2 separate regions of the Homo sapiens genome follow, and region 2 is linked to region 1. A link is a loop called in an ENCODE intact Hi-C map of the cell type or tissue named here. Cell type or tissue: HCT116. All regions are shown on one strand. Links, peaks and the distances in the headings refer to the core of each region. The heading gives the core; the rest is flanking DNA.

Region 1 (16,227 bases), core at 4,270-12,269:
ATCAACTTTGTTTTGACTCACTATCACTAATGAGAAGAATATTCATCATTGAATACAATTTTTGTATTTTGACTTTAAAAACCTCTTCGTTCACTAAAATTCACTCCACTTTTATAGTCTGTTGTATTCATTTCCTTTCCAGCCGCCTCCTCTCACTCTGCTCCAGTGTAGGCAGACAAGTTATTTAACACATACCAGATGTTCAATAACGCAGAAAAGTAACTATAGTTTACTGTGCACCTACTATGTGCCAGGCACTTGACAAAGCACTTTCACAAGCATTATCAGAATCTCACAACAATCTTTCACAATAGATACTCTAATCCCCATTTCAAGATGTGAGAATCAAGGCTCAACTTGCCCAAGGTGGTGTATCTGTTTGGGTTTTGTTTTGGTTTGGTTTGGTTTTTTTGAGACAGAGTGATGTGGCTTGGATCTGTGTCCCCACCCAAATCTCATGTTGAATTGTAATCACCAATGTTGGAGGTGAGGCCTGGTGGGAGAGACTGGATCATGGGGGTAGTTTCTAATGGTTTAGCACCAGCCTCCTAGTACTATCTCATGATGGAGTTCTCAGGAGATGTTTGTTTAAATGTGTGTGGCACATAACCCCTCTCCTCTCTTCCTCCTGTGTGGGCCATATAAGACCTGTCTGTTTCCACTTCATCTTCCGCCATGATTATAAGTTTCCTGAGGCCTCCCCAGAAGCCAAGGAGATGGCCAGCATCATGCTTCCCGTGCAGCCTGCAGAACCGTGAGCCAATTAAACCTCTTTTCCTTATAAATTACCCAGTCTCAGGTATTTCTTTATAGCAATGCAAGAACTGACTTAATATACAGGGTCTTGCTCTGTCTCCCTGGCTGGAGTGCAGTGGCTCAATCATGGCTCACTGCAGTCTTGACCTCCTGGGCTCAAGTGATTCTCCCACCTCAGTCTCCTGAGTAGCTAGGACTATAGGCATACATCACCACACCCAGCTAATTTTTGTATCTTTTTGTACAGACGGGGTTTCTCCATGTTGCCCAGTCTGGTGTCAAACTCCTGGGCTCAAATGATCCACCTTCCTTGGCCTCCCAAAGTGCCAGGAGTATTACATGTGTGAGCCACTGTGCCCAGCCACCCAAGGTAGTACAGACTTCAGGTTCAAACCATGGAATATCACAGTGAACAAACCATGGTAGGTGTTCAAAAGACACTGAATAGAAGTTACTCCCAGCTGGGTGTGGTGGCTCACGCCTGTAATTCCAGAACTTTGGGAGGCCGAAACGGATGGATCACCTGCGGTCAGGAATTCAACACAAGCCTGGCCAACACGGTGAAACTCTGTCTCTACTAAAAATACAAAATTAGCCGGGCATGGTGGCGGGTGCCTGTAATCCCAGCTACTTGGGAGGTTGAGGCAGGAGAATCGCTTGAACCTGGGAGGCGGAGGTTGCAGTGAGCCAAGATCGCGCCACTGCACTCCAGCCTGGGCGACAGAGCGAGATTCTGTCTTAAAAACAAAACAAAACAAAACAAAACAAAAAACAAAAAAATAAGGTACTCCAAGCCTCACATTCATTCCACTAAAATTATACTGGCTTGTGAAATACAATTTTTACATTAAGATAAAAATAAAAAATACAGGATTTCTGATTCTCCAACAATATGATAGGACTTCTTACACACATCACACATACGTGCACTGCCTGTGCCACAGTCAGACACAGTTGCTGCTTTCTGATCCATCAGACAATGCTGTAGCACACACAGCACATTCTAACCACATATTCATATCAGTGTCTCAGACACATGATGCTACTGAGTTCAAGAAATTTCAAGTACATTAACAACAAATATATATTATAGGCATCTTTTGTAACAGCAAGAGAAAGGACCTCATAATCTATTAATACTTTTCATCTACTATCATTACAATTTGATAGATACTAAAAATTGACTTCAGAGTTGCTATTCAAACATAATTCTTAAAACATGCTTTCATAAGTCATGTAGACTAATTCACAAAGAGACAATTAGCCTTTGACACTGCACTTAATTTAATAAGCCATTTCAGAATTTTAATAGAAGCATTAACAGGCGTGAAAGAGGAATGAACTTTTTTTTGAGACCTCATAACTTACAAATTAGCTAATTTTTATTTTTAACATAAATGTCAAAAAGCATAGTACCAAAGGGCCGGCAATTATACTGCTAAAAAGACATAGAAGTTATCTGGGTCAAGGTATCTCTGCTTTCAGAAATAAGCCGAGAGCTTTAACGGTATTTTTAAAGTAAATGCCAAAATCTCTAACTTAATGTTTAGTAGCAATGCGGAAAAATATTCTCATTGTCAAGGAGAGGTACTTGTGATAATTAAATAAAATAATGTAGGTATATAAAGCAAGTCATTCTGGGCCTTACCAATGAATTATATTATTCATTTATTATATATACTATATAATTTATAATATATTATTAATACTAAAAAAGATCCTGAAACTAATTTCAATGCCTTTAAATTATACATATATATGTATTTCTTCCTATGTAATAAGTTTAAATGAAAGAAAGTTGTCAGAAGGTTAAAAAATATAATGCTTAAACTGACATATAAGACCAGCAAATAATTTTCAAAGCATACGTGAAACTAAACTTAGATGTTAGGGGCTTTTACAATAAAGAACATGTACCAAAAACATATCTATTACATCTATATCTAATAAACATTTGCTAATTACTTGTCTTGAAAATTTCTGTTAAGTAGAGTCTAGTAAATATTTGCTAATTACTTGCCTTGAAAACTTCTGTTAAATACAATTAAAAGAAAATAAATCCAAACTATATTGAATCAGGAAACTGTTTTGAGACAGACTAATTATTTTTTAAAGATTACATATAATTCAGTCATTCAAATATTTTAACAGCATGTTTTTTCCTATTATAAAATTAATATGTTCATTTTAGAAAAGCTGGAAAACAAATGCAAAAAGAAAATGATAATTACACATAACACAACCACAAGTAATAACCATTGTAAATTTTTTAATGTATCCCTGTTCCATTAATGCATATGCATATTTAATATACTGCTTACCAAGAAAATGTTTTCATTTAATATTATGTGAACATTTTCCCATGTCATTAAATAGCCTTATAAAACAAGATATTTAATTGATTTAAATTACTTGATCATATGCAGTATCATAATTGAATATCTTACTATCAAATTTTTTCCAATTTTTAATGTAATAACAAATATTACATTGGGTATCCTTATACATAAATCTTTTAGACCACTTGTGATTATTTCGTGGGGTAAATTGCCCATCCCAAATCCCCATAAAATTAACTTTCTATGTTATGAAAAGTTGCACAGAGCTTAACCAAGAAGACAAGGAACGCCATGCTTGGAGCACTCAGCATTAACGAAAACTGTCCCCACTTCTCCTCGTATTTATTAATCTTTCCGCCAGTGCCATGGAAGAGAAGGGCTGCTTTGTTCAAAGTCTTCAGGCACACAGGTAGGGTTACATGGTGATGTTCCCATCTGCACTTATTTCCCATATTTCACCTCTTTTTTAAAAAAAAAAAAACGCCGGGCACAGTATCTCATGCCTGTAATCCCAGCACTTTGGGAGGCAGAGGCAGGCGGATCACCTTAGGTCAGGAGTTTGAAACCAGCCTGACCAACACGGAGAAACCCTGTTTCTACTAAAAATACAAAATTAGCTGGGCGGGGTAGCGCATGCCTGTAATCCCAGCTACTCGGGAGGCTGAGGCAGGAAAATCACTCGAACTGGGGAGGCGGAGGTTGCGGTGAGCCGAGATCGCACTCCAGCCTGGGCAACAAGAGCGAAACTCCATCTCAAAAAAAAAAAAAAAAAAAAAACGAGTCTTACTCTGTCACCCAGGTTGGAGTGCAGTGGCGCAATCTCAGCTCACCACAACTTCCACCTCCAGACTTAAGCGACTCTCATGCCTCAGCCTCCTGAGTAGCTGGAAATACAGGCATACATCACCACACCCCACTAATTTTTTTGTATTTTTAGTAGAGACAGGGTTTCACCATGGTGGTCAGGCTGGTCTCGAACTCCTGACTTCAAGTGATCTGCCCGCCTCAACCTCCCAAAGTACTGGGATCACAGGCATGAGCCACTGCACCCAACCCCATATTTCACCTCTTGAGAGGAATGGGCAGATAATCTTTTAGGGATAGCTTCTCACAAGGGTTCAAATATCCAGTGAGGGACTGCTGCAGAGGAAAGACCACCTGCAAATGCAGTAACAACTCTCAAATAATAGAAAACAAATTAATGGGTTGGAATCAAGAGGTTGGTGCCCTCTTTTCAATGCTGTCTCTTCCTCTACCCTCTGAGTACAAGCTCAGACATTAACATGGTCCTCCTCTCTCATTAAAATAAAAAATTATTTTAGCATTTTGGTGTTGCCAAGTTACTCGAGTTACTAAAGATGTTTCTCTGCGTGCTGCACACCCATATCTCTGCATATATTACAAACACGAGGAGATCCATGCACAGTAGAAGACTGATAAGCACTCCAACTAAGGTAGAGGCACATGGGCGAGAAATACACCACAGAGGAAACCACATACAGTGGCCAAGCAAGTGCCAGGCAGGTTCACCTACCTGGGACTGTAAGATTCCATTACTCCATCTTCAACTCACAGCCCCAAAATAAATCTTCCAAAGGGTTCACAATCTAGCTACTTACTCACAATAGGCCGGTCTTCTTAAAGTCAAACACGTATCTAATATTAACCGACATCCCCTCCTTTAGAAAAGAATTAGCTGTGAAAAAAGAAAAAAAAAAAGTAACCTCTTTTCTAATAGTTTGTTTTCCACAATTTAATTTTGTCTCTCTAAAAGGTAATTTGGGATAATCACCCACATCGAACTAGCCATAAACCAGTTTGGATGTTGTTGAACTTGTATGGTGAGTCACATGACTAATTAAGATCATTAGGATGGTGTTAAAACAGTGATGTTTTATAGTTAGTTGTCAACTTTAATACAAAAGTATACAAAATCCAGAATCCGTTTTGTTCATCAAATTAACTATTACTTAATAAAATAAACGGTTGGACCTAATCACCAATGACAGATCAAAGATAAATTTTGAAATTTATCATTTGCTTACTTTCTGGGTAAAAGTTTAAAATGAATATGCTGAAATTGCTTCACAATTTCTTCTTCCATTTCCATCAACATACTTCTCTGTGAAAGGGTGTCTCTATTATGCATATTATTAAAACAAAACAGAGAAACCATTGAGATACACATTATCCCCTAAAATAGTGTTATCAATCCAAACCTGAGTAGATAAATTATCAAGCAAGAACGAAGCAAGCGGCTGGGCATAGTGGCTCACACCTGTAATCTCAGCATTTTGGGAGGCCGAGCTGGGCAGATCACAGGGTCAGGAGTTTGAGACCAGCCTGGCCAACATAGTGAAACCCTGTCTCTACTAAAAATACAAAAAATTAGCTGGGTGTGGTGGTGGGTGCCTGTAATCCCAGCTACCTGGGAGGCTGAGGCAGGAGAATCACTTGTACCTGGGAGGCGGAGCTTGCAGTGAGCCAAGATCGCACCACTGCACTCCAGCCCAGGCGACAGTGCGAGACTCCATCTCAAAAAAAAAAAAAAAAGAAAAAGAAAAAAGAAAAAAAAGGAAGCAAACTCAGTTATCAAATTAAAATCTTAAAATAATGATATGCATGATGTCTGTTCAAAATCTGTTATTAGCATTTAAAATGGAGACCCGATCTCTCACTTGTAACTTTAGTTATAATTGCAGAACAAAGTTATGAGAGTAACTGTGACTCACTTTATTCATCTCTGATATGCACATTTTCATGGAACAAATGTAATTCTTTAACAATGTTTTTCTTTTTTCCTATGTTTATTGTGATTATATTTAAAGAAATGGAAGTTTACGTCTGTTAAATCTAACAATAAAAATTGAGGTTTTAAAATGTTGTACTGTATATCTCTTCATGTTTTTTTAATAATGAATATTATTTATATTCTCAGAAGTACCAATCTGTGAGGGATTGGAAATTAAGGACACTTGAGTTCCTTCAGTTCTCTGCCACAGAGAAGGGCTGTGCTAGGTGATGTGGATGGGAACAAGTCACTGGTTGAGACCTGGACTCACTTGGAGAAACTGCCTCTGCTGATGGAAGGCCATGGTGAGGGCCCCACCAGCACTGGGCTGGACGCCAGGTTTCCAGGGCTAAAGCAAGACACAAAAACTCGGTGCTATGGAAGATGTAAAGAGGGAAATGTGCCTTACTTATTTATGTAGTGTCTAAAAATAAAATACATACAAAATTCTAAGAGATCTTGATAAACAGCAAAATATTTGTATGTTCGTCAGTTTGTCTCCAAGTCTTAAAAACTAGTAATCAGGCAAACAAGCAACCCCCTCCACATACACACATCAGCAATGACGAACTCAGGCACCTGGGCCTGACACTAGGCCGCCAGAAGAGCTCAGAGTTCAGCCTTTCTCAGTGTGGAGTGGCACCGTGTCATCTGTTCCCAAGTTGGAACTCATCAGAGGCCAGCACAGGCCTGACAGCAAGTGAAGGAGAATAAGGGTAATTAAATGGGGAGGAACACCTTAGTTCAGGTAGGGCTTTAACTCACATTTCTAAAATGAGCTTAAAAAAAGTAAAATAAAAACTCTATTTATACTAACAATAGGCCTGAAACCCAGAGGGCTACCAACGCTCTCTGACTGATATGGTTTGGCTCTGTGTCTCCATCCAAATCTCCTCTTGAATTGTACTCCCATAATTCCCAGGTGTTGTGGGAGGGACCCAGTGGGAGATAGTTTGAATCATGGGGCGGCTTCCCCCATCCTGTTCTTGTGGTAGTGAGTAAGTCTCACAAGATCTGATGGTTTTATCAGGGGTTCCGCTTTTGCATCTTCCTCATTTTCTCCTGCCTCTGCCATGTAAGAACTGCCTTTTGCCTCCCGCCATGATTCTGAGGCCTCCCCAGCCATGTGGAACTCCAGTTAAACCATTTTTTCTTCCCAGTCTCAAATATATCTTTATCAGCAGCGTGAAAATGGATTAATACAGTAAATTGGTACCAGTAGAGTGGGGCGTTGCTGAAAAGACACCTGAAAATGTGGGAGCGACTTTGCTGACTGTTACTTTAGTAGGTAACAGGCAGAAGTTGGAACAGTTTGGAGGGCTCAGAAGAGAGAAAAATGTGGGAAAGTTTGGAACTTGCCTGAGACTCGTTGAATGGCTTTGACCAAAAGCCTGATAGTGATATGAACAATAAGGTCCAGGCTGAAGCGATCTCAAAGGAAGATGAGGAACTTGGGAACTGGAGCAAAGGTGACTCCTGTTATGTTTCAGCAAAGAGACTAGTGGCATTTTACCCTTGCCCTAGAGATTTGTGGAACTTTGAACTTCAGACAGAGAATTTAGGGTATCCGGCAGAAGAAATTTCTAAGCAGCAAAGCATTCAAGAGGTGACTTAGGTGCTGTTAACGGCATTCAGTTTTATAAGGAAAGCAGATCATAAAAGTTCAAAAAATTTGCAGCCGGACAATGTGACAGAAAAGAAATCCTATTTTCTGAGGAGAAATCCAAGCCACCTGAAGAAATGTGCATAAATAATGAGGAGCCAACTGTTATCCCCAAGACAATGGGGAAAATGTCTCCAGGGCATATCAGAGGCCTTCCCAGCAGCCCCTCCCATCACAGGCCCAGAAACCTAGGAGAAAATGGTTTCATGGGCCAGGCCCAGGGTTCCTGTGCCGTGTGCAGCTTACAGACTTGGTGCCCTGTGTCCCTGTCACTCCAGCCGTGACTGAAAGGGGTCAGCGTTGAGCTGGGGCCCTGGCTTCGGAGGGGACAAGCCTCAAGCCTTGGCAGCTTCCACATGGTGTCGAGCTCACGAGTGCACAGAAGTCAAGAACTGAGGTTTGGGAACCTCAGCCTAGATTTCGCAGGATGTATGCAAATACCTGGATAACCAGGCAGAAGTTTGCTGTAGGGGCAGGCACTCATGGAGAAACTCTGCTAGGGCAGTGTAAAAGGGAAATGTGTGGTGGAGTCCCCACACAGAGTCCCTACTGGGGCACTGCCTAGTGGAGCTGTGAGAAGAGGGCCACTGTCCTCCAGACCCCAGAATGGTAGATCCACCAACAGCTTGCACCGTTCGCCTGGAAAAGCTGCAGACACTCAATGCCAGCCCATGAAAGCAGCTGGGAGGGAGGCTGTACCCTGCAAAGCCACAGAGGTGGAGCTGCCCAAGACCATGGGAACCCACCTCTTGCATCAGCATGACCTGGATGTGAGACCTGGAGTCAAAGGAGATCATTTTGGAGTTTTAACATTTGACTGCCCCGCTGAATTTCAGACTTGCATGGGCCCTGTAACCCCTTTGTTTTGGTCAGTTTCTCCCATTTGGAAGAGCTGTATTTACTCATACCTATATCCCCATTGTATCTAAGAAGTAATTGGCTTGCTTTTGATTTCACAGGCTCATAGGTGGAAGGAACTTGTATTGTCTCAGATGAGACTTTGGACTGTTAACTTTTGGGTTACTGCTGAAATGAGTAGACATTGGGGGACTGTTGGGAAGGCATGATTGGTTTTGAAACGTCAGGACATGAGATTTGGAGAGGCCAGAGGTGCAATGATATGGTTTAGTTCTGTGTCCTCACCCAAATCTTATCTTGAATTGTACTCCCATAATTCCTACACGTTGTGGGAGGGAGGGACCTGGTGGAAGATAGTTTGAATCATGGGGGCAGTTTCCCCCATACTGTTCTCGTGGTACTGAATAAGTCTCACGAGATCTGATGGTTTTCATCAAGTGTTTCCGCTTTTACATCTTCCTCATTTTCCCTTGCTGCTGCCATGTAAGAAATGCCTTTCACCTCCTGCCATGATTCTGAGGCCTCCGCAGCCATGTGAAACTGTAAGTCCAATTAAACCTCTTTTTCTTGCCAGTCTCGGGTATGTCTTTTATCAGCAGCACGAAAACAGACTAATACACTGACCTTCAGCTTATTCGTCACCTCTTCATTTTGAGTAGGTGGAAAAGTGAGCAGTACTTTTTCAATGGACTTCACAATGTCTCTACCCAGAAAGATGTAACTTAAAATATTAGTGTTTTCACAAGACCCTTTATACTGACTTTTTAGAAGGCATCCTGGTGGTAAAGCTGTACAAAGGCCCAGGCAAGAAGGAAAACACAAAGTTACAGGTGGTCTTTAGCAAACCACCCACTTTTATTATGGAGTCAAGGGAACCTTCTCCAGGTGTTAACAGCATTCTATACATTCTCTGAAGGTATCCAACACGGAACTGTCTTCCAGCAATTCTGGAAGTTACTAGGAATCTAAACACTTAGAAGAATAGAGCAAGGATTAAAAGCTGTGAACAAAATACAGATACCACCATAAAGACAAGATTAGAAGGATCCAGTTTTTAGAAGCTTCCAATTAAGTTAAAATTCAAGAACAAAATTTATGTGTGTGCGTGTGTGTGTATAATGCCAAAAATGTTGTAATGTAGGTCAAATTAGTTCATCTCAATTTAGGGAGCACAGAATATGACCTTTCAGGTGCTATGTGCTTTCTAACCCACAGAACACACCCAGTATCTGAGCAACAGGAAGCTAGGATGGGTTTGAACACAAAAATGTAAGAATCGCCCACAGGATTTGAAGCAGAGTCCAGCAAGTCTTTATTCCGAGTCCAACAATAACAGAACACTTAGCAGGAGGGCATTGTGCAGAAACCACTTATCTGAGGATTATTAGTATATTTGCAATTTCTTTGGCATCTCCTCCCACTCTTCCCACAAAGACATGAACTCTGAGAAACCTTCACCCTCCTGTAGAAGGCTTCCCTTTTTCCTCCAAAATCCCCAACCAACAGACTACACTAACTTACTGTCATGAAAAGCATAGGCTCACACTCCACACAGGGATTGCCAGATACTTCGTGTAACAGCGTAAGAAGAGAAAGATAAAGGGTTTTGGCTGATGGAATAACTCATTATTCCATCAGCCAAGGCCTGTGTAAATGTTTACCCATTAATGGAAAGTCAAAGCACACACATCTTAGAGGCATGTTAATGTAGGATTTCATCAGGCACCATAAATCAGCAGGCCAGTTTTCCTCACACACAAGTTTCGTACTTCAGTTCAGATAGAGTAGAAACACCATCCTCAGAATTTATATACATTTGATCTAACTGATTAAGTTCCACACTGCTCTTTTGTTCACTATAAACAAAAAGATGTAAAAAGAATTCCCAAACTGCCACAGCATGAATTGAAAACATACCATCTGCAGCTGCTTAGCCGCAGCTACTGCCCCCAAATCAAATGAAAGGCTCAAGAAATGCTCAGCTGTGTTCTTATTGCTCGGGAGGTTCCCGGAATCCTTCCATGATTAAGTTATTGGCAAAAATTAGCAATATATGCATAGCCCATCTATAATACACCTCGAGCAGACAGCAGCATTCAAAAGGAAAGGAATGCAACTTTCGAATTATCAAAATGCCATGATGCTCCTGTTAAAAACCATTTAGCCTTTCCATCTTACAAAAATTTGAAATGTCATTTATTTTAACCAAGAGTTTTCTGCCTCTTTTTCTAATTTGATAGTGGAAAGTGACAAATGCATCCTTATCACTAAGTTTTCATTCTTTTGCATGTCTTCATTCAAGAACATGAACACTCCAATCTCTAGGAGAAAATTCCAGTCCAAAGCTGGATATAATCCCTTAACTTAGAGCAAACAAGTGTAAGCCTCTACTCTCAAAACATTCTGAGAGGAATAAGCTCATGTTCATAGTACACTGTGGATGTTATGAGGTGACCCTCTGGAAAGAATATTTATGTCTGGTATCATCAGAATTACTGCTACACATCCTTGGAAACCACAAGATAACTCTAGAGACACAAAACTCAAGAGCCCAAGAATGGTGGCCACACTCCATCTCCTGCCCCTGACACCATGGTGCACTGACCACAGCACTTGCTGCCCTTGAGCTTGGACACAGGCTCGGAATCTACTCCACACGGTCTCCAAAGTGGCCACTAAAATCGATCAGAATCGTCACTTCAAGAGTTTTTCAAGGTGCTAGCCAGCAGTCTGCTGAAGGTCCTTTCAGGCTAAAGCAGCACAACGTGAGCTCATTAGAGAAGGAGAAAATCACACACACAACTGCTTCCTTACTATTTGCCCCGACCCCATCCCAGCTCCTCAGAGTATGAGATGGCCCCTGGACTCCAGTGGAACTTCCTCTGAATCACAGGAAAGCCAGAGGGCCCTGCAGTCATTCGAAAGGTTTTTGCTCCCAAGAAACCCTCTGGCTCCTGAATAAGTGATTACCATTATTCCATTCATCAAGTGTCTCTTAAGCCTTCTATTATGAGTCTGAATTTTAAACAGGGACTAGGTCTTTTATTACATCCCCTGATCCATGTCTCCAGTAACATTTCTTTCGAAGTTATAGAATCTGTCAACAATCTAATTATTAGACTTTACCCTCCCTTCCTCCACCCAGAACTAAACTACTTCCAATGAGGGGGGGCAGGGAGGACTCTATCTTGAGAAATATTATTAGAAAATCTACTGTATTTCCAGAATAAGAGCACCACAAGGGCAACACCCTGTCTGCCTTACTCACCACCATAACCTGAGTCCCTAGAACTGTGTCTGGTAAAAAAAGAACATGTAATAAATAGCTGACGAATGAATACATCTGAGCACCAGCTATACGATAGGCAGCTTTTCTCGATAAATCCTCTCCATAATACTATGACACAGACTGAATTTTTTGCACTTACAGGTTCAGAAATGGGGACTTTTAGAGAGGAAGCCGCTGACTGACATACAGGCCCCATAGCCATGGAGATGGCCCCTCAGTCTTAGCCCATGTCTGATCTATCCAAAATGTGTTCTGCATCTTGGGAGTACAGTATAGCAAAAAGAGCTCAAGATCACAAGGACTTTTATCCTACAGTAGAGAGGAATACTAACTAGGGAAGCCCCCAACACAAGAGTTCTAACATCCAGCATCACACAAAGCATCATAAAACCCGCTGGGCAAAGCAGAACCAAACAATTGGCAATGCTAATTCCACAAGACTAGAACAGAAGCCCAGGGATAACCAGCTACACGACATTCCCTAGCATCCCCTGAAATTAGGTCAGGTCATAGTAAGAGCTCCAGAAGAATGAGAGTGGAAGGGATGGAGGAGACCCTTCTGGGCCAGCCCTTTAGGTGATGCACACCTGGGTGCCCCTTCCACCTCAACAAGCCTCAGCGCAGACCACTCAGGGCAATGCAGTGAGGCTGGGCCCTATGGTGGCAGACACAGATGGAAGGAACCTGAATCCACACGTGTCAGGTGGAGGAGAGCAGCCTACCTGTCCGGACTTTGGGCTGTCACCCTAGAAAGAAATCAGCTTTTCCACTGCCAGAGCATTTTGTAGTGTCTCTTAGAGCAGGCAGAGCTACCTTAACCAATACAGCCCTAAGGAAAAGTCTTCCCACCTTGATGGCACATTCCACATGCAAAACCACCATTAACCCGGTACAGCTGATGAAAACGTTTTAGTACTTTCATTTATGTTTGGAGAGGTTTAGCAACTCAGAACTTCAGTAGTAGAAGAAATAGAAAAGCGGGTGGTTAACTAAGTCTAGAATTTTATTTTTAGGTCAACTAGGTTTTCATTTTGCCAGCCAGTTCTCTTCAGCATAAGTGATTGAAAATCTGTATTTTTTCAGGGCTAATTGATTAGTCTCCTTCACATATTATCATAAAACTGAACTCAGGAAATTTTTTTAGTTTTAATAATTGTTGCATTTGAAATAATTGGAAATAATTTGAATTAATTAGAAATAATTCCTCAGTTTTGCAAAGATAAACAGATTTATTTCCATTCACCTAAAATTTTCTAAGTATCAGATACAAATAAACCAGTAATATGTCAGGATCCATCTCTTCAGAAGCAAAGTTGCTCAGCTCAATGCTGTGAGCTGGCCTGAGCCAGGCCCGCAGCAAGTGTCAGCCAACTAACAAAAGAAGCACCTCATCTCCAGAATGAATGGGTGGGATGTAAGATGAGACCCAGTGGGGAAACTGCCAAATCAGATAGGAAAATCACACCCCTGTAAGGAAAAGGGAAGTTGAGATGTGACTGAAGATAAATACATAAATATCTGACAGAAATTGCTCCTAAAATCATCTGACAAATGGATATGACCTCTGAAAAGGTCATGTGATCAAGATGAAGGCAAAGAAAACCCAGTGTGGTCATATAAAGTATACAACAAAGTAAAAATAAATAAATTATGCTGAATTTTGAAAGCAGCTTTATACACAAGAGTGCATACTGCATGATTCCATTTACATCACATGCAAGAACATGCAAAACTTATCAATGGCCCTAAAAAAAAAAGGAACAAAGGTTGCCTCAGATAAAGGTGGGAAACAAAAAGAGTAAGTTGACCGGGCAGGGACATCAGAGAACTTTCAGAAGTGGGAGAAACATTTCACATCCTAATAGAAGTATGGGCCATATGGGTGTATGCATTTATCAAAACTCCCAGAATGATACACTTAAGATTTGTGCATTTCACTCTATACCTTTTACTTCAAAAAATGTAAAACTTTTTAACTCGTTTACAATATACATGCCGAAGTGTTTAGTGATAAAAGTGTAAAAAGTGTGCAACTTACTCTGAAATGCATCCAAAAAATAAAATGGATTGATGGATGGGTAGAAGACGGAGAGACATCTATAAAGCAAATAAAGCCAGACCTAACAACTGTGGGATCCAGGAGGTGGGTACAGAGGTGTCCACTACACCACACAATATTTTCAGCTTTTCTGTAAGATTGCAAATTTGCATGATAAAACGTTGGGGGAAAGTATATGGTGATTACACTGAGATTTACTGGTTTAAATAAATCTCAGAAGTTTAAAGCAGAACGCAAATCTTACCCAGCACTTACTGTTAGTTCATGAGACATAAGATAGGAAGTGGACTGAAGGAAGGGAGCATCAGCAGCAAACGAACAACACCCCAGAGACCTGGGGGCGGAAGGGATGCTCAGGCGAGGCGAGCTCTTTTTGTCCACAGACATCCTTCCTAATGTCGCCTCAGTTTAAAACTCTTGTGGCTGGGCGCGGTGGCTCACACCTGTAATCCCAGCACTTTAGGAGGCCAAGGCGGGTGGATCACAAGGTCAGGAGTTCGAGACCAGCCTGACCAAGATGGTGAAACCCCGTCTCTACTAAAAATACAAAAATTAGCTGGGCATGGTGGCGTGCGCCTATAATCCCAGCTAATCAGGAGGCTGAGGCAGGAGAATCGCTTCAACCCAAGAGTCGGAGGTTGCAGTGAGCCAAGATTGCACCAGTGCACTCCAGCCTGAGGGACAGAGTGAGACTCCATCTCAAAAAAAAAAAAAAAAACTCTTGTTACTCCGCATAATTTTAAAATAAATCACTTCAGTGTATCAATTATCAAGTTATATATTCCTAAGTATAAAGTCTCAAAACAAAACACATGACCTTGAGTTGCAAATATAATACTATGTGTATATTCTGTCAACTAACTGAAATGAATTCAGTAATTTTATACCAAAACGTCATTTATATCTCTGTATATCCAAAGTAATTTTTCCTTTAGTTTTATGACACAGTCTATAACCTTCAGTAAATTACAGTGAGGAAAAAAAACATAATGACCATCTTACGTGATAGACAAAGTAATTATCACCACTTTGAAAATACTGTCCGTCACTTCTCCTTAATGTTGCTTTTGTTAATAAAATGCATCTCTGGAGTTGCAAAACCTAAACCAGGCAAAAAGATGAGTTTGTATTTAAGCAGATCATTTTAATAGAGATAGTACTGTGATCAAAGGAACAACTGAGAGTGTTCTGTATGTATCTTCTGGTCTTGGAGAGGGCCTACAGTTTCCCTGCACACAAGAGGCCCTCAACAAAAACTCAAATCCTAACCATTTTCCAAAGCTTAACTCAAGTTCTATCTTCCTTGAATGTTTTCCTAACCATGCAAACCCACCTTATTCTCAGCTAACCACACAGTCTTTCATCTGAAAGAAGCTGTAGCGCCCATCTATCATATGGTCTCATTTACACAGGAATCTTTTTCTAATACACCTGACACATAGCCATCAACTCTGCCCAAGTTAGTTAGTTCATCACCTAAGAAGGCAGTGCATTCATCACCTAATAAGGTAGCCCATGCTACTACACAATAGCTCTAGTGATTAAATCATGCCCTCTGATAGTTCTGAATCAGTAACATCAGGAAGTTTAACTAGAAGAACACTCAAAGTCCCTCCGAGGACTAAATTCTAAGAGTCAGTTAATTTGCTGACTCTGCCTGACAGCTACCCAGGACGGGATGGAAGGGATGGAAGGACAAGATCCCTGTCCTCAGGGGTCTCACACCCTAGGGTGCCCCTGTTAACTTGGAAATCTTAGAATGCCAGCATTTAAAAAGACTTCAAGATGGCATGGTCCCACATCCTTATTTTAAAATTGGATTATAGTCACTGCCCCAGAAAGCTGAGGGAGTTAGACAAGGCCATGGAAGAACCCCTTATCCCACTTGTATCATCTGCAATAGCAGGATATTCTACTCTGCTCTTAAATGCTCCAAATAGATTTTTTTTTTAAGATGGAGTCTTGCTCTCTCACCAGGCTGGAGTGCAGTGGCGCGATCTCAGCTCACTGCAACCTCCGCCTCCCGAGTTCAAGCGTTTCTCCCGCCTCAGCCTCCTGAGTAGCTGGGATTACAGGCACGCGCTGCCAAGCCTGGCTAATTTTTGTATTTTTAGTAGAGACGGGGTTTCACCATGTTGGTCAGGCTGGTCTTGAACTCCTGAACTCATGATCCGCCCGCCTCAGCCTCCCAAAGTGCTGGGATTATGGGCATGAGCCACCACGCCCGGCCAGATTTTTTTAAATTACCATTTTTCTCCGTAGTTTTACCTGTTCCAAAAAGGAAGAAGATAAAAGTTCACTTTTAAACACACTAATGCTTGCAGGGATGACAAGGAAAGCAAGTGCATATTGCCAGAACCCTGTTCCATGAAGGTAGGTGTCTCGATGTACACTTCTCTCCACCTTCCTCAACACCTCCCAGGGTGCTACAGCAAGGGAAGTACAGATGTGCTAAGCCTTTGCTATTGGAAT
Region 2 (16,227 bases), core at 383-8,382, 74 kb before region 1:
CTAGACCCTTGATACACAACTTAGAGTGTTCCACAACTTCCATGTAAAGACAAGAACACTTTGCTCAGAGACTCCAAAGACACTTATCTAAAGCTGAACAACGAGTTAAGCAGCAGAGCAAGAATCCAGTAGCAAGTCTGTCTGGCTACCTCCAAAGGTATACTCTTGCCAACAGGGAATATATATTAAAAAATATTAGATGCAAGGCATCCAGGTTCATGAATTGAAAACGTAATACTTTTAAAATGTCAATGCTATGCAAAGCAAGCCACAGATTCAATGTAATCCCTATCAAAATCCCAATAAGGTTTTGTTGAAATAGAAAAAAAAACTATCCTAAAATTCATATGAAACCTCAAGGGACCCCAAATAGCCAAAACAATCTTGAAAAAAAAGAATAGAGCTGGAAGTCTCACATTTTCTGAATATAAAACTTATTACAAATCTACAGTAATCAAAACACTGTGGCATCAACATGAAGACAAACATAAAGACCAATGGAATAGAAGAGAGATCCCAGAAGTAAGCCCTCACATGTATTGTCAAATGATTTTCAGCAAGGGTGCCAAACCATTCAATGGGGAAAGGACAGTCTTTTCAACAAATGGTGCTGGGAAAACTGGCTATCTATATACAAAAGCATGATGTTGGACCTTCAGCTAACGGCATATACAAAAATTAACTAAAAATGGATCAAAGGCCTAAGCATAATTACTAAAACTATAAAACTCATAGAAGAAAACACTGGAAGAACGCTTCACCATATAGATTTGGCAATGATTGCTTGAATATGACACTAAAAGTACAGGCAACAACAACAAAAATTAATGAAGTGCCCTTCATCAACACTGAAAACTTTTGTGCATCAACGGACACTATCAACCAAACAAAGTGAAAAGGCAGCCCATGGAATGGGAGAACATATTTGTAAACCATGTATCTGATAAGCAGGAGTGTCAGCAGCACACTGTGTCCCACTGGCCCCAAATGCCTGCCTGAGGCTGGGATATCACCACCATGGCGGGGTCTTGCTGACTCTAGCAAGGGTGAGTCCTTTGGTGCTGGACCTCTGGGGAGACTCATCATTCCAGCATCTACATCCAGCCTCATGAATCCTCCCGTTAACACTGCTCCCCTGACACAGATCCCAGTTCTTCACAATTTCAAGCACTTCCCTCGCTATCTGAACAGTATATGAAAATAAATTATTTGCATGGAGTATCTGTTAGGCTTTGACAAATGGAATAAATCAGTTGTAACTGGTAGCTTTATACTCACAATCTAAAATGGCAATTTCTACTCATAAATGTAATACGCTATGACAGGACAGAATTACTTCCACTGACAACATCAGGTTTTGATCCTACAGTAATGTACAAGATACAATTCCCAATCACCAGACTCTAAGCTGTGTAAGTTCTGAGTCCACTAGTCCAAAGAAAGATAAAAGGGAATTTAATAAACGGCTGAAACATCAAGGAGCTAGGTTCCCAGTCTGCCAGAGAAAGTACGCGTATGCCTAAGAAACATCCACAACATATGTTTTTTTTTAAAGCTGTCATAATTTAAAGTCTCTCTAAACATCTACTGTTTAATCTAATTTTCCTTCATGAATGTCTGGCTTCAGCTCAAATTGAATCAACATTTCCATTATAAATCTCTATTTTCACATGTTCCTGGTTTGATTGTAAAATGTCTTTAGTCTGAAATATGACACAAACAGAAGCCGGAATTTTAATGTTCTTCATTGGCAAAATGGTTTCACTACAAAACCAAAATCGCAGTTTTCTCAAGCCAAATGTCTAGAAATTAAGCAAAAAGAAAAGTAAAATTCTCTAGAAAAGTTTTCAGTTACAAATGCTATCCCAGGTTCTAAAAGAATAATCTGCCAAGTCATTATTAATATTAATTGCTACACATCTAAAGAAATTACATTTAACTTGAATATGAATATATACCATGAGCCTATGTCCAAATGCAACTGAATGCCAGACATTCAGTTCACATCAAATGCACCGTGCCTCACAGTAAGGAATTCTGTACTCTATCATTGATGTCTTTTAACAAGTTACTTTGTGAGGTATGTATTATGAATGTTGAAAAGCAACAAAAAATTGGCATTAGTCATTTTTATTAGGCCTACTGATTTTTTACATATTAAAACAGAAATATAAGTGAGGCAGACTGCTCATAAAAGAGATTTAATGTTCCATCAAAGTTAGAAATGTTAGAGTCTCAAGTGACTTTCTCCTTAGGGATATGTTCTGTAGCTAAAACAGGTGAGAATTCTCTGAAACTTGGATTCCAGTGGTTGACAGAGCAAAGGGCACACACTGCCTGGGAAGGCATACTGAGGACCTGCCAAGGAATCTGGTGAGAAGAGATTTGGCTGCTAGGTCAGAGACAAGGAGACCAAGGAAGCACGACAGATCTGAGAGCGCAGGAGCTGGGAAAGGGCGAAAACAAGTCTATGTTATCTAAAAGTCAGGTTATCCCATTCCAGCTTGGGCCTGAGGCATCTCTCGCCTCTCTCCCGAAATCCTTCACTCTCTTTTGGCAATGCAGCCTCATCTCAGTAACCATGAAGCAGAATATTCTTACCAATGTCTGGTGTATGTAGATGGTTTTCACAGGCAAAACACCTTTAAGGAAAACTGGAGGGAATCTAACTTAAGGCCTGGGAATTCAGAGATGCTCAAAACTATATTCTAGCCGTAAGGGTCCCAACCAACCACTCTCCTGGCCTCTTGAATCATTGCTTATGAGGAACTACTTTCTTCTCACCCTGTTTCAGATGGTATGTGACACCAGTGATGCAAAGCCCAGGGACTGAGAGAAATCAGCCCACCAAATAAAGAAGCCTTTAGGCTGAAATGAAAGCCAGCCTACACCATCATTAAAAATCTGTCAACGGACTGGTGAAAAAGAGTTCTCCAAAAATGAAAAATAAAACAAACAAACAAAACGACAGAAGTTCTAAGTCTAATAAGCTCCTTCTTTTTCTCTTGTAACTGCAATATTGCTATGGATGATTTCACTATATAAGTAATAAATAAAAAGTTCTTCTGCCTAAAAAAAAATAAGACGACTGACAGGAGGAGTAGTTGAGGTGATAAAGAGTCAAAAACCAATTTCTCTTGTGTCCAAATATTTGGGATGTCTTATGGCTGAAGATGTTTTATCTCAAAGAATGTGCTTTAATTTGGAACTATTCTTTTCTATACCACATCATGTCGTAATTACATTATGGGCCAAGCACGGTGGCTCACGTCTATAATCTTAGCACTTTGGGAGGCCACAGCAGGTGGATCGCTGAAGCTCAGGAATTCGAGACCAGCCTAGGCAACATGGTGAAACCCTGTTTGTACAAGAAATAGAAAAATTAGCCAGGTGTGGTGGTTTGCATCTGTAGTCTCAGTTACTTGGGAGGCTGAGGTGGGAGGATCACCTGAGACCTGGGAGGTTGAGGCTACAGTGAACTGTGATTGTGCCACTGCACTCCAGCCTGGGTGACAACGTGAGACCCTGTCTCAAAAATAAATAAATAATAATAATTACATTATGTATTAATTTGGTGGGACCAAGCAATTTGTAAATACAGAATGTCCTACTTCTTGGAACAAGAAATTCTGATCAATAAAATTAAGAAATATTCCTATGTACATAAGTATGCAACTAAACCAATAGTATAACAGCAAAACATCAGAGTTGCTTAAGAAGAACAATAGTAGCAATACATCGCTTTATAGTGCCCACATTAAAAATATACTAAAATTCAAAAGATAAAAAAAAAATGAAGCAACAAGGAATACTTCACAAAATAGGAAAATGATAAATTTTCTTAATTTAAAAATCCCTGAAGCTTTGGTTTTGTGTCCGTCACCCTTGTTTAGCAGGAGCAATGGTGTAATAATGGCTAGTAGCACAGATGGGCTGTGGAGTCAGACGCCAAGGTCAGAACCACAGCTCTACTTACTAGACCATGTGTAGACATGCAAGTTAGCTAACCTTTGTGAGCCTCGATTCTCTCATCTGTAAAATGGAGAATTAATAGGACCTAACTCACAGGACTGCTGTGGGGATTAAATGAGCTGAGGCAGGTAAGGCTTAGAATAGTGCCTCCCATACGCAAATGTGTTCCACAGTTATTATTGTTCATTCATGATCCTTAAACTATCTACATATAACCTTTCTACCTCTAACTATGATATTTAAGCTTGTCCATTTTTCATTCACTGATTACAGACTTCCTAAATGACAAAAATAACCTAAGTGTAACCCTTTTTGTAATAAACATCATTTATTTAAGTTATCTGTGACAATCTCCCAGGCAAGTTCTTACCCCATCAGTGAGGAAATGCTAGGTTCAAATCCTCATTAACATTGGTTACACAGAAACAACAAAAAGTCTCAGTAATTTCAAAGGCAGCAGAATAAAGCTGAAATATCTCCATTTTGGCACAGGTGGGATCACGGTCAGGCCAGGATGGGGCCAGGATGGGGATCTTCTGCTGACACCTAGCTCAGCAGGCCATGGGGCTGTTGAGGGCATGCACCAGAATCACTCAGGCATGTCAGACAAGAGAAGAGGGGGTATGGGGCAGATGAGGAAGGTCTCCTAACCCTACAAACACCCACTTCTCTTCTCCAACACAGAGAACAGTAACTGGCCCTCAGCAGGGGTTATACCTCCAGAATGACTCAGAGGGAAAGAATGCCTGGTGCCTCCGCAATATCTGATCCTTTCAAAGCATCGTTCCACATGAAGGCACTCACTCTGTATGGCACCAGCTCCCTTTCCACAGAGTCCCCCAACACCACTTTCCATTAAAACCTTTTCACCACTGGCACTCAAATGGCCTATGTAAAATTACTGGTTTCAAATTATCCAAAGAGAAGTGGTACAGAGAATGCTGCCATCTCTATGCTAATTCCTACTTCATATAATCTTAAAGTCCCCCAGGCTTAGTGTTTTGTGACCCCCCCTCCCCCACTATACACACATGTGCTTGTATACACACATAACTGAGAAGAAAAACTTTCAATAATTTGATGATCACATGAAGGTACAATTTGAGTAGAGAGCTCAAAATTTCCCAACCATCAAGAATGTGACAGTGGGTGGGTGAGCTGACTCACCACTAATGACAAAGACAAAATTTGACCTCAGCATCTAAACCTGCAAGCGTATATAGAATATCATGTTCTTTTTTCTATTTTTGTTACCTATTCAGACAGCTGACGAATATTCCCAAGATGCAAGTTTTATCTACCTTATTTTCTACTCCTCTTAATCCTGTTTTGATTGCTGGGGGAAGTAGCAGTCACATGCTCTGTTTGTGGCAACACAGAATGAAAATCCTCTCCTCAGAGTCTCCTCGTCAAGCAAACAGCAAATCTGTTTATTCATCATCTTCGGTTCACAATCTCCAGCCTTCTACCAGGCTAACTACACAAACCGCTGCAGGTGAAGCAGCTCAACTCCTCTGTCTAACCTGATGCCAGTTGAAACCCTTGGGGTAGGGTCTTATCTAGGGCTTCTTGGTAACTAGTGGACACCTTAGGCAAGGCCTTGAGAGGTGCGAAACAATCTGAGTCCTTCCTACTACTTACAACTGCAAAAAGTCTAAGGGTCTGTCACTCAAAGGTCAAACGAGAACACTCAAAATCACTTAAACTTCATTTGGTCAAGAGAAATTAAGTAGTTTCCTAAAAGTCAAACAACCCTGAAAATGACCTGAACATCTTCAAGGACGGGAGAAGACATAATAAGAGATTTCCCCTTCTGCATCTTTGCCTTCAATTCTGCACTCCCCCGAGTAGATCTGGGCCCACTACCTCAGAAATTTGGTACAGAGCATCACCAGGCCAATATGCATGAAGACTGAGGTTTTAAAGGAGAGGATCTCACGCAGGTTGTACAAGAAGAGCAAACACAACTGACCTGGAGAGCAGCTCTTCTCTCATTCTGTGCTCTCCCCATTCCCCCAGGCCCACCCTCCAGAACCAGCTAGAGTTGGGATCCCAGCTGCACCCTGTGGCCAGCCTCTTTCTACCACGAGTCTGACGACAGCCCTCTTACTTCAGAGAGCCCCCCAGTGACCTGTCAATCTAGATCTGGCTCCTCTGAGCTTCATTCTACCAGTTTTCATTACGCATTTTTTCTTCTGTGTGGACTACAAGGTCAAAACAAAAATGAAAGGTCTGTGTCTAACTTGTTCCTGCAGTATGGAGAAAGCTGCATGGTGCCCAATGCGAATGCCTGTATAGCGTGTAAAATAGTGTCCAGCTCCCAGCAAGTTAAAACTTCAAATAAAGGCCGGGCACGGTGGCTCACACCTGTAATCCCAGCATTTTGGGAGGCCGAGGTGGGTGGATCATAAGAGGTCAGGAGTTCGAAACCAGCCTGGCCAACATGGTGAAACCTCATCTCTACTTAAAATACAAAATTTAGCCGGGCGTGGTGGTGGGCACCTGTAATCCCAGCTACTCGAGAGGCTGAGGCAGGAGAATCACTTGAACCCGGGAGGTGGACGTTGCAGTGGGCCGAGGTCACGCCACTGCACTCCAGCCTGGGAGACAAGAATGAAACTCCATCTCAAAACAACAGCAACAACAAAAAAACTTCAACTAGAAAGCACCAACACTGAAAGCAAGATGGCAATGAAGTGGCACCTTCAAACTGGAGTATTCATTTCACTGAGCCAGCCTCTGCCATGACAGCCTCTTTGCAAACCTTCATTGGTTTCGATTCTCCAACACCCGTTGCCTCCATTGCCCATCCCCTCTGAATGAGGGAAGGAATTCACAGTCTTCACAGTCAGAGGGCACTCAAGTGAGTCAGGAAAATAAGAGAGCAAAGGCCAACCAGGGGTATCTCTGGCAATTTCCATAAGTGTTAGAGGAGAGGACGGCAGAAAGATAGAATGGAAGGAAAGGGAGAAGGGCAAGCAACTGGGGAAAAAACAGAAACATGCAAGAAGAAAACTGAGCCTACGGAGAAAGAAATCAGGCAAATGCAAGAGAGAGAGAGAAAGGAAAGAATACGGATCTAGTTGGTGAAATACGGTGATAAAATTTAAAATTTGACCAGAATTATCACTATCATTATAAGCAATAGTCAATGCCTTCATCAGGCACCTTGCTATTAACTTACAGAACACTCACTGTGTGTTGTTTGTTATATCAAGTCTTTAGGAATATATCTATCATAATAAGGAAGAAGATCATGTCTTTTGCAGGGACATGGATGGAGCTGGAAGCCATTATCCTCAGCAAACTAACACAAGAACAGAAAACCAAACACCACATGTTCTCACTTATAAGTGGGAGCCAAACAATGAGAACACATGGACACAGGGAGAGGAACAACACACACTGGGGCCAATGAGAGGGGCAGGGGAAGGGAGAGTATCAGAATAAACGGCTAATGCACACCGGGCTTAAAACCTAGGTGATGGGTTGATAGGTGCAGCAAACCACTATGGCACACGTTTACCTATGTAACACACCTGCACATGTATCACATCACATAACATAACATTAACATAACATAACATAACATAACATAACATAACATAACATAACATAACATAACAGAATATATCTTCTGGGCTTGCCATTTATTAATAATTTATTATTTTCAACAAGAAAATAGCTCAGATAGTCTACTAGGTATATTTAACAAAACACCATTTGAAAATAAAGAAGACATAAAACCTTTAACAGTAGGTTCTACGGGTTTCCTGAACTCTAAGGCCCAAGTGCAAGTAAGGCTTTCTTTGATGAACCAGATAGATAATTTATTTTTCCCCAAAAACTCCAGGTTCACTGATGCTGAACAAGTCCTAAATTCTTTTCTTGTCAATATCTGCATCTCTTAGTTAAGACAGTAAGTCGATATTTTGGTTCTTGTACATTAAAAGTGTTTTAAACTTAGACTTCCCCATCAACTTTATCCGCTCATTTGATGCTTTTTACTGATATTTAACAAAAAGAAAGAAAGAATGAAAGAAGAACATATTAAGACCTTCAGAAGCCCAGTTTTCAGTACACCCTCTCAAATAAGCCCTCTCCAGGAGCATTCTTCACAAGAGTAGAGCACATTTCTACAATCTAGGTGGCAAGGACTGGCTTGATCCTACAGATTTAAAAAAAAAAAAAAAAAAAAGTAATTCATGAAGGGGAACTGGGGCAGGGAAAGAATGTTAAATCTTGGGCTGAGCCTTAAATCTCTCTCTCTCTCTCTCTCTGTATAGTTTTAAAAATACCTATCTAAACCCTTAACAGAAGACAAACAGTATTTTTATTCCTGTTTTTGTACAAGATTACATCTGATACATAAAAGTATCTCTGAATATTCAGCATTTGTAGTGAATGATGTAATGATTTAAAGTTATCAGTATGATACAGACAAATAGCACTGGACTGCTACCATCTACTTATGTAACCCTGGGAAAGTCGCTTCGCGATATATACTAATTTCTCTTCTGTCTGAAAAATGATCATTTTAAATAATTATTAATTTAGTTAATCCTCAATACAATTATTTCCAGGATACTCAACATAGAGATACTGAGGTGATGGGGCACAATCGCCTGCATCTATGCCATCTATGCCATGCTTAAAGATGTGGGCATTTCATCTATCAGAAATTACTCACTTCCAGTAGCTCAAATAAGATGCATTTACTGTATGCAAAGTGCACTCTCATAGACAGTGGGTATTTATCATAAAGTTCTAAAATGCATCTACTCTAGTCTTAAGACAGGGTACCAGAATAACCTTCATAAACATGTATCTGTTCATGTCCAGTCTTTCAAAACCTGCAAAAATCTTCACTTTCCCTCTGCCACAAAATAAAAAGCAAATTTCCCACCCTAGCAATCAGGGCCCTCCAAACCTGACCCCAAACAACTGTACTTCCCACTCTCCAAGACGCCAGGGGCTAAGTTAAAGGAACTGAGGCCAAACCCCACAGAGTGAAGGAAAAAGAAAATGCGCTTACCTCAGGCTGGCTATGCACTAGGCACTGGCAAGGTATTTGCAGTTACGCGATCTCATGTAATTCTGGTAGTCTGGGTCTTCCCACTTTGTCTCCAAGGCCCAGCTGAGCCCTGTGAGGAACTGCACATTCCTTTCGCTCATATATACTCCTCTCTGTGTGTCTGCAAATAGCCTAAGGCTATGAATGGAACATGCTTTGTTTGTACACACTGGTATTTGCACATGACAAAAATCAGGCTTTGCCACCTACTAATTCCCTCAGATTCAGAAAAACAGCTAAGTTTTCCAAGAATCCCCAAGAGCTATTTTAAGTAAATTTTATAAATTTGTGCGCCTTCATGAGGCTTAATCTGTACTAGAAGGGTCTCTCATTGTACAGTGTATCTAACACAACCAGTCACTGTCTTCCACAGGACAGCCTGTGACTATGCTGCTATGTAAATCGAATGAAGAGACGCACAGAGCAAAGCCTTGCTACTATCCTTACTGTACTTTCACCTAGGTCTATCTAACTAGTAATCGAAATGTATCATATACAAACATTAATTTGCATAATTTACCAAAACACTTTTTGTCATGATTCAAATGAATCAATACAGCTGGCCCTTGAACACGGGTTTGCACTGCATGGGTCCACTTATACACATATTTTTTTCAGTAAGTTACACTGCGTGTGCCTGCCTCTCCTGGCCCCTTCCACCTCCTCCACCTTTTCCACCTCTGTCACCCCTTTCTCTTCCTCTTCTGCCTACTCGATGTGAAGACCTTTCTTTATAGGATCCACTTCCACTGAATGAACAGTAAATACGTTTTTACATTTTCTTTTCTCTAGCTTACTGTAATGCAAGACTATAGTATCTAATGCATACAATGGGCCAGGTGCAGTGGCTCAAGCTGCCTATAATCTCAAGGCTTTGCGAGGCTGAGGAGGGAGGACAGCCTGAGGCCAGGAGTTGAAGCCCAGCCTAGGCAACACAGCAGGCCCTACCTTTACAAAAAGTTTTAAAAATTGGCCAGGAGTGGTGGCGCATACCTGCAGTCCTAGCTACTTGGGAGGCTGAGGTGAAAGGATCAGTGAGCCCAGGAGTTTGAGGCTACCGGGAGCTATGATTACACCACTGCACTCCAGACTGGGTGACAGAGCTCCACTCTATCTCAAAAACAAAACATATAAAATATAAAATGTTAATTGTTTATATTATTAAGGATGCTTCCAAACAACAGTAAGCCATTAGTAAATTTTGGAGGGAGGGGGTTGGTGCCCCTAACTCTCACATTGTTCAAGTCAACTGTACTTCAGAAAGACTGGAATTTCTAAAATTACGGTTAATATTTTCACAGCAAATGTTTTAAATATGGGCATAGGTATACACAAAAACATGTGCATGTATTTATGTACCCCCCAACAGAAACCTTCTTTTTTTTTTTTATCCTCTTATTCACGGAATAAGCATTGAAATGCATGGAATAAGCATGGAACTACTCCCACATTCTGAGACGTCTTGGGACATAGGCAATGTTTTACACGATTTAATGGCTATAATGACTTTCTAATACAAAAGTGCTAGCGGCCGGGCGCAATGGCTCATGCCTGTAATCCCAGAACTTTGGGAGACCAAGTCGGGTGGATCACAAGGTCAGGAGATGGAGACTATCCTGGCTAACATGGTGAAACCCACCTCTACTAAAAATACAAAAAATTAGCCAGGCGTGGTGGCAGGCGCCTGTAGTCCCAGCTACTTGGGAGGCTGAGGCAGGAGAATGGCGTGAACCCGGAAGGCACAGCTTGCAGTGAGCCGAGATTACGCCACTGCACTCCAGCCTGGGCGACAGAGCGAGACTCCTGTCTCAAAAAAAAAAAAGTGCTTGAATGCCAAGAATGATCTTTATCTCTCAAAAAGAGCATCTGCTCTAACATATTTGACAGAGGCTTGGTCAAAGTGATTAAGAAATGTGCTGGCAGAAGGGAAGAAAATAATACGAAGGTTGCTTGGAACATCCCTGCCCTGCAGCCACCTATTTTACTAGCAAATAAAAGATACCTAACGCACAACACAGCCAAGTCTTCTTGCACAAAAAGACAGATAAGCACCAGGTGCCTAAAACTTTATCATTGTTATATCACAATCAAAAAAGCTCCGAAAGCAGATCCCCTCTTCTCTAAAGCAGGGGGTCACTGTATATGGGCACAAAGACTACCACACTCTGAATCCAGCATATGAATTCTTTTTAAAGGCGTTAACAGGAATTATACACCTGTAAACGGGACAGGCCCAGTGACACAACTGTCTGCTCATTTTCATGCCTTTTCTTCCTGAGGAAAAAACCAGGCAAAGCGGTGGATGGTTACAGAAGTACCAGAGGAGCCAACCTCATACTAAAATAAGATATTTCAATTTGTAAGAATATTTTTTAAAATTAAAAAAATCTGATAGCAACTTTAATGCCTTAATTTTTACCAGACTACTCAGCAATGCCGTAAGCGTAAACTCTTCTACAAGGTTCCCTGTAGCATAGCACGGAAAAAGCACAGCCTTCACATGGACTTAAACCTGGCCACAAACAAGCTACACTTACTGACTATATGATTTCTAACTTTCTATTATACACATTACTTGTTTTTCATATCTGGCTTAAAACTTTGAATTCAAGCACTTGACTCATGTATCTATGAGGCTCCGTGTGGGCGCCTAAGTGCTCTAGAAGAACCATGGTTGGCTTGGTTTGTTTTTAATTATGAAAGTAATCTACTTACATTACAAAACTATAGGACTGAAGAATAAATATGTAATCACACGTAATACTACCACCCTTACAGAAGCTACAAGTTTTGTCTATTTCTTCTAACCTCTTGTTCTTGGGCTGTTTTTCCTACTAACAAGCTGAAAAATTCATAGCTTTTTACTCTGATAAACATAATTGTTTTTTAAAAATTCAAACAGTCTAGAGAAGGAAAACACTTTTCTCAACCATTATTAACCGTTTGATATACACAGCCTTCTAGTTTTCTAATTCGCATATAATTCTCTTAATGTTTGTAATTTAGCAGTAATAGAATTACATAATAGTATATATGCGATAATGTTCTATAATATTTTTCAATTAATGTATTAATAACTTTCCCTGTCAACAAATAAAAATCTATATTACTTCTTTAAATAAGTTATAGCTTCCTTTAAGAGTTAAACATATAGATGCAGATCTTATGCAGAATTGCTAAACAGAATGTAAATTATGTACAGACCAAGAAGTTTCTTTCTTCCCTTCTCTTTCTGGTGTCACTGACGTAGGCACAATCAGCAACCATGTTGTCATTACATTGTGTTAGGAATGTGCAGATCACAGAAAAGCATCATTTTAATCTTCTAGTACACCTGGAGTCCTGTCTAAATCTTCAGGCTAAAGAAAGCTAGAGTGATTTGGATAGATAAATTGTAATAGACTGAAGACAAGAAAAGTGCACTCTGCATTTCCTAGGCAGCCAGCCAGTTACACAGCATAACCGTACTTTTGCACGTAAAGACGTCCCTTCACCTTCTTCTCTTCTCTAGATAAAGGATTTTTCTACTAGCCTCCATAAGAGAGAGGAAAGAAAACCCTAAAAGGCCACCATGACGCCAAGACTTCACCTTTATTGACTTACCATTTTTCATCTACTTTCACAGAAGGGATTTATGGCCCACTCCTCTTTAGTAAGAGTCAATACACTTTACGAACCTCCCATTCTGTCTAGTAAAAGATTTAACAGGAAGACTGCCCAGCCGGGCAACCAATGGCACTAAATGATGGCATACAGGGTATCAGACAACATGGCACTTGACTCTGAGGAGATGCTTAGGGTGATCACAGACACGCTCTAACCTACTCTGCGTGGCAAACTGAACACAGTCCCAACAAAAACACACAAAGTAGTGCACTAATGAACACAGTTCATTCCGTCCATCGACTAAATGTCTAGGCTGTTTCAGGAACTGTGTAGGACAGTCGGCATTCTGGAATACAACAGCTCAGTTCCTAAAAACAAGTCTGGTAAAGGGAAGAGACATGCATTAAGACATGTTGACAGCGATATAGTGAAAGAGATAACCGCACAGCACTATGAAGGCATCAAGAAGAAAACAGCCACCTGTCAGGATGGGGCTGATCAGGACGGTTTCTCAGAAGAAACGAATACTCAGATCCTCAAATGAGGAGGAGGTCTGCCAGGTGGAGAGAAGAGGCAAAGGCATTCCAGGTAGAAGGAGCGGCTGGCAAAATTAAAGCATGACAGAGCACTGGGAAATTGTAGAATGTAAATTAGTACCTGCCTGACTATGCAAAAGAAATCTCTGAAAGGATACACAAGAAACTAGTAATACAAATGAACTGCTAATACTAGTAATACCATAAGGAAGTGGATGGTGGGCAGAGGGTGGGAGAAAACTTTTCACTGGCTATGCTTTAGACAGTATGAATATATCTCTCCAAATAAATAGAATTATAAATAAATAATACATAAAACTAACTCTTGCCCCCTACCCCATGACAAAACAAATCCAGCATTTTTTATGCAGAACACACAGCTGGGATAAGTAACAGACAGGAGACTGGTATATACGGGTCTTTCCCCAAATCATGTCTGAGTGACCCTGGGATATGGGAACGCAACCCTCACAAGATGAAATCATCCTTTCCGGGTAAGGTGGTCTCGGTGTAACAATCAGGGAAGCCCTAGGGGCAGAATCACAGGTTTCATTCTATTCAAGCAAATGGAGAATCACAGGGGCAGAATCACAGGTTTCATTCTATTCAAGCGTGTTTCCAGAGCCATCGTTTTCACAGTAATCAAAATGTGCCCTAATGATCACTGTGGCCCGGGGTGGGGGCTGGGTGGGGGCTGGGGGGGGCAGGGTGGGGCAGATAAGAGTGAGAAAAAGTAAAAAGTTTGAAAATTACCAATCTAGGGAAGAACACCAGCATTGCCATCATCCAAATCCTACGTTATTCAAAGACTTTCGGAGGCCTCTACAGTGTTTAACGAAAAAATTCCTATTGATAAGTGATTAGCCAACGTTATCTCACTTCCAAAGCCCTCTCATTTCCAAATCATATCTCATTTCCAAATCCCTCAAGCTTTAAGCAGTTTTCTTCAGAATAATAAACATCTGGTAAAGATCCCTAACCTGCAGAGTGTGGCTGACTGTGAATGCAGTGACAAAGGTGCAAGAGACTGTTCTCAGTGGCAGCTTCAACATCTGTGCTGTGCAAAGGTGGCCTCCTGATACACAACAGCACACACTGTGGCCTGACACACAACTGGCTGTCCCAAAATGTGATTCACAGTCTTCTCAAATGCTAATCCCAAGAACAAGTAGAAAGCCAATTTTCTGGAGAAATAATTACATAATCCACTTTTTACAGACAGGCTCTTCTACAGAGTAATTACTTGAGTAAAAGAAAAATAAACACTAGTATGATGACTACAGTAATCATGAACATGCTGGAGGCAGAGCCCAAATCTCCAAGGGTTCTAATGGATTCTATAAAGCACAGATTCGAGAACTGTATGGCTTTCTTCTGCAGCTCCCAAGATGCAGGCTTGGTATGATAAGCAAACACAGCTGAAGAGCCACCCTGACTCCCTAGGGGATATTCTCAGACTATAAACAACCTCATTCGCCACCTCCATTTGCTTCCAACCTCTGTACATACTTGTCTCAATTCATAATTAGTGTGAAACCCAGAGTATCTTTATTGTTTGGTATCTACCTTCCCACAATACTTAGACTCATGGAAGACAAAATATTTGTTTTACAACCTCAAACAATGGTAAGTTCAATATACTTTATTCATTTACTCTTTCAATAAATATGTACTAATAAATTCAATCAATATACTTCATTCATTTACTCTTTCAATAAATATATACTAACGCCCCTACCTGAAGGCAGATAACAAGCCCAGCACTGCAGGAGTAGTGAAAAGAGGGACACGGCAAGGCCTCCCACAGTCTTGGAGGTAGTGTAAACCCCACACTCCAACAGGAACGGAGCTCCCCTGAACAGAGGGGGCCCAGATCAACTGTGAGGACAGGACAGAACACATCACAGAAGGATGGCATGGATCCAGGCAGGGGACGCAGCCTACGCAAAGACATGAAGGGAGAGCGAGCAGGATCCGTGCAAGGACAAGGGAGGAAAGCAAGTGGCAGATGAGGTACAGAAGTGGAAAGGCCAAGGCCAGCTGTGCAGGGAGGAGCAGAAGCTTCTGGAAAGCCCAAGGGGCTGGTGTATAGCCAGAGGCTTGAATAACACTGAAAAAGGGGATTCTGCAAGAAATAACCTGGGAAACAGAAGGAGGAGGAGCTTCCCCTTACTGGTCAGGATTTGCACACCAAAAGGGACATGGAGCTTTCATGCTGGGTCTGTGCCACCAGCACCCTGTCCTCCACACAACCCAAGTGAGGCCTCCCCCAACCAGAGGTGACAGGAGCAGCCAGAAAAGTCCCCACTCCACTGCCCTCACTTCCAGCCTGCCTGGACGACCTCCCAGCACCCTCCTTTTAGCTGACACAGAACCTTCCTCCTTGACCAGCCACCTTTCTTCCTCTTAGGACTCGACAGCAGATGTTCCTAGCCTTACACTATCATCCTTTTCAACCTGCCTGTCACTCTTCCCAGTGGTTTTCTCTAATTAATCCCAAAGAGGAGATCTGAAAGCCAAATCCTCAAGGTTGTAGAAAAGGTATATAGAATTAAAGCTGACCACTTTAGAGTGTAAGCAGTTGGTAGAGAAGAAGCCAGGTAGTATAAGAAAACTCTCAAGAATTGTTAACATGTAAAATGACTGAAATCAGCATGTTATCTGATGTTGATGGGAGCTCCTATTATGTGGGAAATTTCCGTTAAGTGGGACACTTTTTCCCTAATGATTGTAAATAAGTGAGGCAGGGTACCACCATTCACCTAAAACTGGGGGAGGGAGGATTGAGGAGAGGAATCTGAGGCACAAATAAGGGAGGAAAAACTAAGCTTTTTCTGAAACTGAAAAATCTGCTGATCCAACTTACATTTCAAGTTTTGACATAAAACTCACTGGTCAATATTATTTTTCTTCATCATTTTTGTTTTGTTTATGTTGCTAATTGACTATACCACCGCTGCCTTAGATTATAATAACCAGCAGGGAAAAAGAATGGTGCTCTACAATCATTCTGAAGCCTGGTCACCCACGGGCAGAGAC

What was found. A loop is a pair of places that touch in the nucleus more often than their neighbours do. Peaks named below come from ENCODE experiments on the same cell type or tissue, not always from the same donor. Only the 100,000 strongest peaks of a DNase experiment are listed, where the experiment ranks them.
Region 2: a loop joins it to region 1, with 2.2 times the contacts of the local background. A loop is called at or near these places in 5 of 110 quality-filtered maps.

Annotation. Positions count from the first base shown.
Region 1 is chr1:232,604,198-232,620,424 of GRCh38, forward strand. The region is part of intron 1 of SIPA1L2 (signal induced proliferation associated 1 like 2); the gene reads right to left. Among named protein-coding and RNA genes, the nearest start is that of SIPA1L2, 18 kb to the right of the region's middle. In HCT116, for the core only: a CTCF peak has its summit at 7,840; a DNase peak (open chromatin) is centred at 9,744; H3K27ac peaks cover 553 bases.
Region 2 is chr1:232,533,705-232,549,931 of GRCh38, forward strand. The region is part of intron 2 of SIPA1L2 (signal induced proliferation associated 1 like 2); the gene reads right to left. Among named protein-coding and RNA genes, the nearest start is that of SIPA1L2, 88 kb to the right of the region's middle. RefSeq lists an enhancer at 14,850-15,473. In HCT116, for the core only: no CTCF peak of the experiment used is centred there; a DNase peak (open chromatin) is centred at 4,717; H3K4me3 peaks cover 1,263 bases; H3K27ac peaks cover 1,307 bases.